Regions from separate parts of the Homo sapiens genome. Here region 2 is linked to region 1. A link is a loop called in an ENCODE intact Hi-C map of the cell type or tissue named here. Cell type or tissue: gastrocnemius medialis. All regions are shown on one strand.

What was found. Peaks named below come from ENCODE experiments on the same cell type or tissue, not always from the same donor. Only the 100,000 strongest peaks of a DNase experiment are listed, where the experiment ranks them.
Region 2: a loop joins it to region 1, with 5 times the contacts of the local background. A loop is called at or near these places in 34 of 110 quality-filtered maps.

Annotation. Positions count from the first base shown.
Region 1 is chr14:33,837,516-33,842,515 of GRCh38, reverse strand. No RefSeq gene overlaps it. Among named protein-coding and RNA genes, the nearest start is that of EGLN3, 110 kb to the left of the region's middle. RefSeq lists a silencer at 2,619-2,913. In gastrocnemius medialis, a CTCF peak has its summit at 2,739 (motif pointing left); a DNase peak (open chromatin) is centred at 2,712.
Region 2 is chr14:34,320,171-34,325,170 of GRCh38, reverse strand. No RefSeq gene overlaps it. Among named protein-coding and RNA genes, the nearest start is that of SPTSSA, 140 kb to the left of the region's middle. In gastrocnemius medialis, CTCF peaks have their summits at 619 (motif pointing right), 1,842 and 2,045 (motif pointing right); a DNase peak (open chromatin) is centred at 2,036.

The DNA.
Region 1 (5,000 bases):
TGCCTTCCTTTCCCTGGCTTCCTGCCAAGTGTCTATGGTGTGAGATTCTGTTTTGACCTAACCCAACCCCAGTTGGGAATTTGCCTGCCTGGTCCTAGCTATGATGATTAATACTAAATTCTCAAGCTGCTTCTTGCCATGGTTTTTTCCCTTGTTACCAACCTTCTTGAAGTAATGGAATATTACAGTCAGTCTTCATGTTCTCATGAGCCGCTTTTTCCATCGTCTTTTGGCTTCAACCATTACCCACTTATACAAACTACTTTCTCAAAGATCTATAATGACCTCTGGTTGTCAAATTTAAGTGCCTATGTTTTCTGGGTGTCTGCAGTGGTTGACATTGAACACACACTTCTTTCTTGATACCATTTCTCTCCTGATCAGCCTGACATAGCTGATGTGCCTACTTTCATTCATTCTTCTCTAAACTCTTGGTCTTCCCATGCCATCTGGGAACAGCCCAGGCCTCCTCATCTTACATGGTGCATGCACAGATCACATCTCTGCAGCCTTCCCCGTGCATTGCATTTCCACTCACCTCCTCCTCTGAACTCCCCCGTGTGTACATTTTTAATGCTATTTATCACATTTTACTTTATACTAATCGTCATAGCTGGGTCCTTCTTCCCCCGTGACTGTAAGTTCCTTGATACGGGCAGATATGGTGACTGATACAGTTTTGAAATCCCCATGCCGCCTGGCACACCACAGAGCCTCAATTAGTTTACCCACTTTCAAACATGGGTTTTTGAGAAGGAAAGGCAAGAGTGGTGTGAGACGAGGCTGGAGAGGTAGCACAGGGCCAGATAAAGATGACAAGTTTAGGAGTCTTTGAGGATTCTGGATTTTACCCAAAGAACTATATTAGCGCAGGATTTTAAATGTGGGATATGACATGGGTAAAACCAACATTTAGAAATATTTCTCTGCTGGAATGGAGAGGGGCAGGCAAAAGATGGTGGTAGCTTAGATTGATGGTGGGGGACAGTGGGAAGAAAAAAAGGAAAAGATCTGAAGAAAAATCTAGTAGACAGAGTGGACAGGAATCACAATTGATTTGATGTGAGGAATAAAATAAATGAAAATATTAAGAGCGTTTGCCAAATTTGACTTAAATACCTGGCTGCATGGGGATGCAAATTTCACAGTGAGAGACTGCTGAAGAGCTGGGTTCACTGTGTGTGCAGCAGGAGGAGGTGCAGGAAGTGAGGAGGTAATTTAGTTTGGTTCATATCGAGCTTGAGGTGCCTACGAGACATTCAGGGGTGATATCCAGGAACATGGGTTTGGAGATGGAGCTGGATCTGTGGGAATAGACAAAAGCACCTAAGAAGGGGGTAGAATAAGAAAAGAAGAGGGCCTGAGACAGAGCCTGGAAGATTCCAGCATCAATAGGCTAGGGCAAGATGGCAGAGTCAGCCCCAGACACTGAGGAATAGTTTGGTGTTCCTGGGCCTGAGGGACAGCAGTGTTCTCAGAAGGTCACCTGTGGCAAAGCTGCCAAGAGGTCAAGTAAGAAGAGAACTGAAGAGCTTAGACTGGAGGTAGCGTGGCCATGTGAGGCACTGTGAGGGCAGGCAGACGGAATGACATTGGAATGAGCTAAGAAGTGGGTAGACAGGAGGAAACGGGACTGGCTTGCAGGGAGCTCTGCTGAGAAGTTTCATTGCAAAGTGAGGAGAGATAGAGGCTGTAGCTCAAGGCATCTGTGGGGAGTGGGAGAGGTTAGGGTTTGTTTACTTGTTTTTGCTTTTAAGATAGAAGAGACTAGAACATGTTTAAATGTGAGAATGGAAGGAGGCAAGGAAGAGGGAGAAGGTAAAGACTCAGGAGCCACACATGACAAATGATGACTGAAAGCGTCAAGTTCCCAAGAAGGTGGGAAGATGGAGCCTCCAGGCTGCAGATGGAAGAACTGGCCTTTGTCTGATGAGGAGGGAAATGTCTTCATTTACAACAAGAAAGAGGAGATGATGAGTACGGTGCAGGGGCTTTGTGACAACAGGAAGGCAAGACAGCCTTTGGAGAGGCTTTAATGTCTGTGATATCAATGTGGAGCTAAAACTCTATTACTATTAATAATGAATTATCATAATGAAGCAGCTACCAGTAGCGACTGATGACTATGCTAAGAATTTGTATTTAATAATTTAAGCCTCACAACAAACTTATTGGGTAGGTTTTATTTATACCTGAGGAAACTGGGGTTCATAGAGGTTAAATAATTTGGCCCAAAAAGTGACAGTTGGTAAGAAATAGACCCAGGAATGAACCCTATGCCCATTCCAAACTCCCTGTTATTGCTATTACTGTGGCTATTGTCTGGCTATTGCTGTTACATCGGCAATAAGGGCCAACTCTTTACTTTTTTAAACTCACTGTGTGCTTCATGCTATTGGGAAAGTTTATAGTATACTGGAGAAGGCTTTCCTCGTCAATCTTAGGGTTAATTGAACTGTGTGCAGCTTATAATTCTAAGAATACTGGAAATGGATGGAGACAATCAGAAGAGTCCTCCCCCACATTGTGTTCCGAAATGCAGTGATTAGGTGTCATATTCTAGCATTAAAATTTTTTATCTGCTCCTTGTCTGCACAGGAGGGCAGCAGATATTTACCAGCACTGGAATAGTTAATGAAGCATGCAGCATTAGGTCTCTTTCTCATAACGGGCTTTGGGATTTTTGCTGTGATTGTTCAATGTACACTCTGCCCTCTAGTGGCCAAGATCTCCCTCGACCCGAGGGGTATCCACGAAACCCCACGCAGGGCCGTGGAAGGGGAGTTTCCTTGCACTTCACAATGGCTCTGTCCAAAGGATTTTCTTATGTGCATTTCTGTATTATTTTCATTCATTAGTTTCTCTCTCCATCTTCTACAGTAATGTATGATCAATTGGAAAACCCAGGTGACCCAAACTCCAGTGCCATTTCATAGCCATACAGCCTTGAATGCAGTCGTTATCACTGTGAGCCGGATCCCGTGGATCTGAACATGGGCTTTGGAGGCAGAAAGACCTGGACTCCAGGCCCAGAGTAGCCCACCTTTGTACGCGGACAGTTTCTTCCCCTGGGAAAGGGGGATAACATTACCTGCCTGGGGATTAAATGGGCAAGTGTGTACAAATGGCCTGGCACCTCACGATTGTCCAACAGATGTTGGTTCTCATGTTTCTTTGGCTTAACTCCCTGATTTCTGGGAAGATCTTTGAAGAGTAAGTGAGAATCGTCTCTGATGACAGTGTTGCGTTTAGCCGGTGTTGCATTGTAATTGTCTGATTATTGTTCATGTGCCCCATTGGACAATAAGCTTTGGTGAAGATAGGGGTCTTGTTGGTATCCCCACACCCAACACATAAGCCATTCAATAAATCTTTGCTGAATGAATAAGAATGAAATGTGTCCTAACACAAAGAAATGAAAAATGTTTGAGATGATGGATATGCTAATTGCCCTGATCTGATCACTGTACATTGTATCAAAACACCACTGTGTACCCCATAAATATGTACAATTATTATGAATCAATAGAAAAAAACTGGCTCGGCGCAGTGGCTCACGCCTTTAATCTCAGCACTTTGGGAGGCCTAGGCTGGCGGTTCGCTTGAGCTCAGGAGTTTGAGACTAGCCTAGGCAACATGACAAAACTGTACCTCTACCAAAAATACAAAAATTAGCCAGGCATGGTGGCGCATGCGTGTGGTTCCAGCTACTTGTGCGGCTGAGGTGGGAGGTTCACCTTAGCCTGGAAGATTGAGGCTGCAGTGAGCCATGACTGCACCACTGCACTTCAGCCTGGGTGACAAAGTGAGACCCCGACTCAAAAAAAGAGAAAAGCAAAGCAAAGCAAAGCAAAGCAAGAAACCCTGAACATATGGCTCCCAAATTCAAGCATCTCAAGTCATTTCCTAGGCACACTAAATTTTAAGACCTGCTCTAGAGGTTTGACCTCTAGGAGTCAAGCTATGGATAGAATTTAATTTGGGACTTACCTTTGTTCTCTATAATCTGCTTCATATCTGGTGACTTTTGACCTCAGCTGGGAAACAGAGCTCATGACTTCCTGCCAGATTCTTTGTCAAAAGAGCTAGTACGTGTGTTTATGAAATGGAGTCTGACTTAATGCAGAAGCTTTCTTTAAAGGTCTTGACCATAGTTTAGGGTTAAGGGAATTATTACAGAAGAAACAATTAGCATCTTACTAACTGACTGTAGGCTTGAAGTCTTTCCAAATAAACAATTTTCTTAAAAATGTTATTTATCTTTTACTTAAAAATGGCCCCTTTAGTCTCTGTATGCTTCTCTTCTTGAAACTGTGTCTCTAGGGTTTCCAAATGAGCTCATTACTTGATCTGGCTTGCTGCAGTTTCAGGAAGGCAGTTCCTATAATGTTCCTGATTGTTTGTTCTGACGTTCTTCAGACATCAGTTACACAAATGTAGAAAAAAAGCCCAGGCTTTCCTCTAGGTCGAGTTGCCAGTATGCTTCTATGGAATTTGATCCCCCAAAAAAACTACTTAGGAGACCCGAATCTGGGGGCAGATACATTTCCATAGCTCTTGCCTCAAGTGACTATTTTTTCAGTTTTATTGAGGTATAATTGACTAATTGTATATATTTGTAGTGTACAACATAATGTTTTAATATATGTATACATTGTGAAATATTGCCACAGACAAGCTAATTAACATATCTATCATCTCACATAGTATTTTTTGGGGTGAGAACATTTAAGATCTGTTAGCAATTTTCAAGTGTTTAATACACTTATTAAATATATAATCTGAATAACTAATCTGAAGATTATTGGACAGCATGGTGACTGTACAATAGTAATTCATCCTGTCTACCTGAAACTTTGTACTTTTTGAGCAAATCACCCCATTCCTCCTCAAGTGAGTATTTTAATGTTTAAGTTTCAGAAACTTTAGGGAAAAAATTCTTTTCTCTCTCACAAGTTAAAATCAAAGAACCCAGTCTGGTTACATTTAAGTGAGCCAGG
Region 2 (5,000 bases), 480 kb before region 1:
GGAGAATCCCTTGAACCTGGGAGGTGGAGTTTGCAGTAATCCGAGATCACGCCACTGCACTCCAGTCTGGGTGACAGAGCAAGACTCTGTCTCAAAAAAAAAAAAGGAAAAAAAGAAAGGGAGTTGCATATTCCCTATGTATCCTCTCTCTGGAGGTAGTGCAAAGCATGTGGGTTTTGGAGTCAGGCCTGACTCCGTTGTGTAACCTAAGGGTAAGATTTTGGCCTCTCTGAAAGCTCAGTTTCTCATCTGTAAAATGGGGATAATAATACCAGCCTCATAAGGCAGATGTGGTGATTAAGTGAAAAAATGAATGTAAAATGCTTAGAGCAGTGCCTGGCATGAAGCAGGTGCTTACTTTGCTCCTTGTCCTCCCAAGCCTCCAGTGGGAACTTCTGCTTTCGGAACAGTGCCACATTCTCTCTGGAAAACAAGCTATGTTATTTGTTAAGCTGCTCCAATGGCTCAGTCAATAGACTAAGAGTTATAGTCCCCAGAGTCAAACGACCTATTGTTATTAAATTGCCTTGGCCCTGCTAGTTTTGGGAGTTGTCATCTTGCACTGTTGATTTACAGTTTTCTTCCAACCCTTCTCTTGTAAATGTTGTTACTAGTTCAGGGCACTAGATGGCGCCATTTTACTAGGTATCGATAACTTTCAAAAACGGACCCCTCTGTCCTGCACTTTAAAAAAAAAAAAAAAAAGAAAAAGAATTTATATCGCATGCATCAGTATAGCCATATATTCCAGCACATCAAAGAAATACCTTTACATTTTGGTGTTTCTTTCATTTATAATAGGGAGAGTGTAATGCTGAGAAATCACCCAGAGGTGCACACGATTTAGTTCCATGGTTTAGTAGAGCAAGAAAACTATGGAGTAGACTCACAGGGAAGCCACAAATTTAATGGAAACTGGAAAATGAAGTGAATGAGGTAAAGTCAAATAAAAGTGGATTACTTGGTGTTTAAAGAATGGATAGGTAGGCTGGGGCACGGTGGCTCACGCCTGTAATCCCAGCACTTTGGGAGGCCGAGGCGGGCGGATCACCTGAAGTCAGGAGTTCGAGACCAGCCTGGCCAACATGGTGAAACCCTGTATCTACCAAAAATACAAAAATTAGCCGGGCGTAGGGGCACGGGCCTGTAATCCCAGCTACTCGGGAGGCTGAGACAGGAGTACTGCTTGAACCCGAGAGGCGGAGGTTGCGGTGAGCCGAGATCACGCCACTGCACTGCAGCCTGGGCGACAGAGGGAGATTCCGTCTCAAAAAAAAAAAAAAAAAAAAAAGAAAAAAAAAGGATAGGTAATGCCATGGTAAGCTCTAACAATGGAAGGATTTCTAGGGAAGATGATAAGCCGCTGTTAATCTCCACCACAAGGAAGAATAGAACAAGAAGAAATGGACTTATATGACTACATGAGAGACGTAAGTTAACTACAAGGAAGAATTTCTGGAGCCAAGGCAGTGTAATGTCACAACCAGGAAAATTATCAAATTTTTCTTTATTAATGTTAAAAACAAAGTAGACAAGAACTTGACATGTACAGGTTGGTTTATTTGCCATTCTACTAGAAGACGGAGGAAGGTTCTCTCCTTTATCATGATGCTTATTTGAAGCCTGGCATGACACAGGGTAGGACAATAGTCTTGTGTCCCAATCGTGCAGGCTGGGACTCGATATGAGCTAACAGGATTAGCAGTGTTTTGAAAAGTATCCCATTATTATGTGTCTGTATATCGGTATTATATTAGAGATCTATAGGAGTTGCTGGCATTTTTTTTCTTGGTTTCTAAAATACTTATATAAGGGTTGGGCTAGAGGGAGGAAAACGATCACAGGCGAAGAGAAAATCAAAGATCTCTTCATTGGCACTGTTTTTTGAACCTCTGTCTTGTTACTTATTATATGATCGCTCAGACTGTGGTTTGGTTTTGTTTATTGGCTATTCCTTATTGATACCTGTAATAGCTTGTAGATGAATATGGAGATTACATAGTTGTGATTATACACCAAGTCCACAAGGGGGCGCCAAACTCGACCTTCTCCCCAGAGTCACCCAACAGTACATATGGTGTCTATCCTGGTCGGTCTCCTTTCTTCCTCTCCTGCCCCATGGTACCATCAGTCCTCCTCCCGAGGTCCCATCTTCGTCCTGGGAGAATGCTTCATGTATGCCTTTTCAGGTTCTTCAGATCCTCATAGCAAATAATAAATAAGACAATAAAACTTTCCATTGCTCACAGTGACTGCCCCTCACTGCTTAACTTAGCTGCGCTATTCTAACAATACTACATCTTTCCAGGCTGGGCCTCACGTGGCTCATGCCTGTAATCCCAGAACTTTCGGAGGCTGAAGTGAAAGGATCCCTTAAGGCTAGGAGTTCAAGACCAGCCTGGGCAGCATAGCAAAAACTCGTCTCTACAGAAAATAAAAAAAAATTAGCCAGGCACAGTGGCATGTGCCTGTAATCCCAGCTACTTGGGAGGCTAAGGCTGAGGCAGGAGAATCGCTTGACCCCAGGAGTTCAAGGCTGCAGCGAGCTATGATTGCACCACTGCACTCCAGCCTGGGTGACAGAGTGAGACCCCATCTCTTAAAAAAAAAAATACTATATCTTTCCTAAGGTCATCTGCCAGGAAGGGGAGAGGTGAAGAAATAAAGATGGTGATGGAGGATTGGGATGAGGTGGAGAAAATTTAGTCCAGCCAGATTTTTCCTTTACTGATTATAAATGCATTGCGTGTTAACTGTAGAAAATTTGGAAACAGATATAGAATAGGACAAAAAGCAAAATTATTTATACTTCTGCTACTTCTAGATAACTACAGTTAATATTTTAAAACATTGTATTCTATGTAGCCATAGGAATTTGGAGAAACTGAAGCAACTGTTTGTAGAGAGCTGATCTGAAAAGTTATCCAGGGGCTAAAAAAGCAAGCATGATCTGTGGATCAGTGGGTAGAGAAAATCTGTTCTCAGAGAGAAAAGTGAGGCAGGGATCTAGAAAGAAAAGCAAATGAAGGTCTCTTGATCTCAGAGAGCAATAGAAAAAGTAAGAGTGGCTTTCTGGATATGAATAACTATTACGTATAAATTAAAAAAAAGAATGGCTTCCTGGGTCTTCTGTGCTTCTCCTTTTCCCAGTTCCCAGGATTAGGAGTTTTGAGCCATGACAGTACCGCTCTTAGGTCCTGTGAGCAGTTTCTCAGTAGCCTTTCAATAGTTCAAACAAGTAGGTTTTCTTTTCTTTTTTTTTTTTTTTTGAGGTGGAGTCTTGCTCTGTCGCCCAGGCTGGAGTGCAGTGGCGCATCTCGGCTCACTGCAAGCTCCGCCCCCTGGGTTCACGCCATTCTCCTGCCTCAGCCTCCCGAGTAGCTGGGACTACAGGCGCCCGCCACCACGCCCGGCTGATTTTTTGTATTTTCATAGAGACGGGGTTTCACCGTGTTAGCCAGGATGGGTTTTCTTTTCTTGAAATCAAAGACCTCTGACTAGAATAGCCACATGAAGTAATAGGAGCTTTATTATTACTGCTATTGACAACCTTATGGAAAGTGCCTTTTTCATTCCATCATTCACTGGAAAGCACAATACTGATGCTCTGCCCAGGGCCTTTTTTTACTATTCCCTTTAACCAGAGATTCAGTATGCTTTCACTTCCAACAGCCCATACCTACAACCCTTCTTTTTTTTTTGAGGTCTGCCCACCTACTGGAACCCACCTTACATGCACGCATAAAGAGCACCTGCCTGGAAATTTGTGCCCCACTGAGGGGACCACTAACCAATGACTGGTTATGGGAATATAAAGCCCTAGCCCCCTTTCCCTGGGTTGGAACAACTCTGAAGCCTAACTTACTTCCAGAGTTCTGCAGGATCATGCTGAAGCTACCAGCTGTGGACTTTGAGACTGAACTTGCAGTAGGCAGCGTCTAAGGTGGTCCCCAACGATCCCCGCCTCCTTATATTCATACTCTTGTGTAATTCCCTCTCCTTGAGTGTGGGATAGACAGGGTGACTTGCTTTTGATCATTAGTATATGGCAAAAGTGCGGGGATGCCACTTCCATGATTAGATGACAAAAGATTGTGATTTCTGTCTTGCGAACAGACTATTTTTTTTTCAGGTTGTACGCTTCAGCAAGGCAAGCTTTCTGGCAGGGAACTGAGGGGAGCCTCTGGCCAACAGTCAGCAAGGAACCAAGGCTCTCAGGCCATCAACCTGTATGCAACTAAATGCTAATCACAATCATTGACTGAGTGTAGAAGTAGATCCTTCCCAGTCTGGGCTCTTAAATGAGCCTGGATCAATACCTTGATTACAACCTTGTGACAGGCCATGAAGCAGAGGACTCAGTTAAGTTGTACCTGGATTCCTGACACACAGAAACTGTGAGATAATGAAGGTGTATTGGTTTTAGATGCCAAGTTTTGGGGCGATTAGTTAATGTAGGTTAATACAGTACCTTGCTTGGTTTCCTCCCATTACCTGTCTTGTTTCCCCCATTCTCTTACCAGTTTTTCCTGAGGTCCCTTTCTTAATAAAGCACTTGCACAGAAACTTCCCTAAGATAGCTGACTGAAGGCAACAGATTCTAAGGATGGGGTTCTAAAGTAGGATAACTTATCAGCCAGCTGGCAACAGGACTATCACTGCAGTAAGTGGAGTGTTGTAGGCATATTGTAGCCTTGCAAATGCTAAGACTGTTATCTGTGATGAATTGGGACAGGGATGTAGGTAGAAGGGATGTTCAGAGACAGTTGAATTAATTGGTTGATTTTGGGTGCTTACTGCTATACTGAAGAGAGAAAATAACAAACTCATTTCCAAAATAGGGCATGGTGTGGAAGTCTGAAGACCTCTAATGCAGCAGCCAGAAGGCAGAACATGCTTAAGATAAGGCTTAGGATCTGAGTATAAGAGTAGCAGAACTTCAGAGAAGACTGAATTAGCAGGTTTTCACAAGTCAATGTCGTGATAGGGAAAGTCTAAAC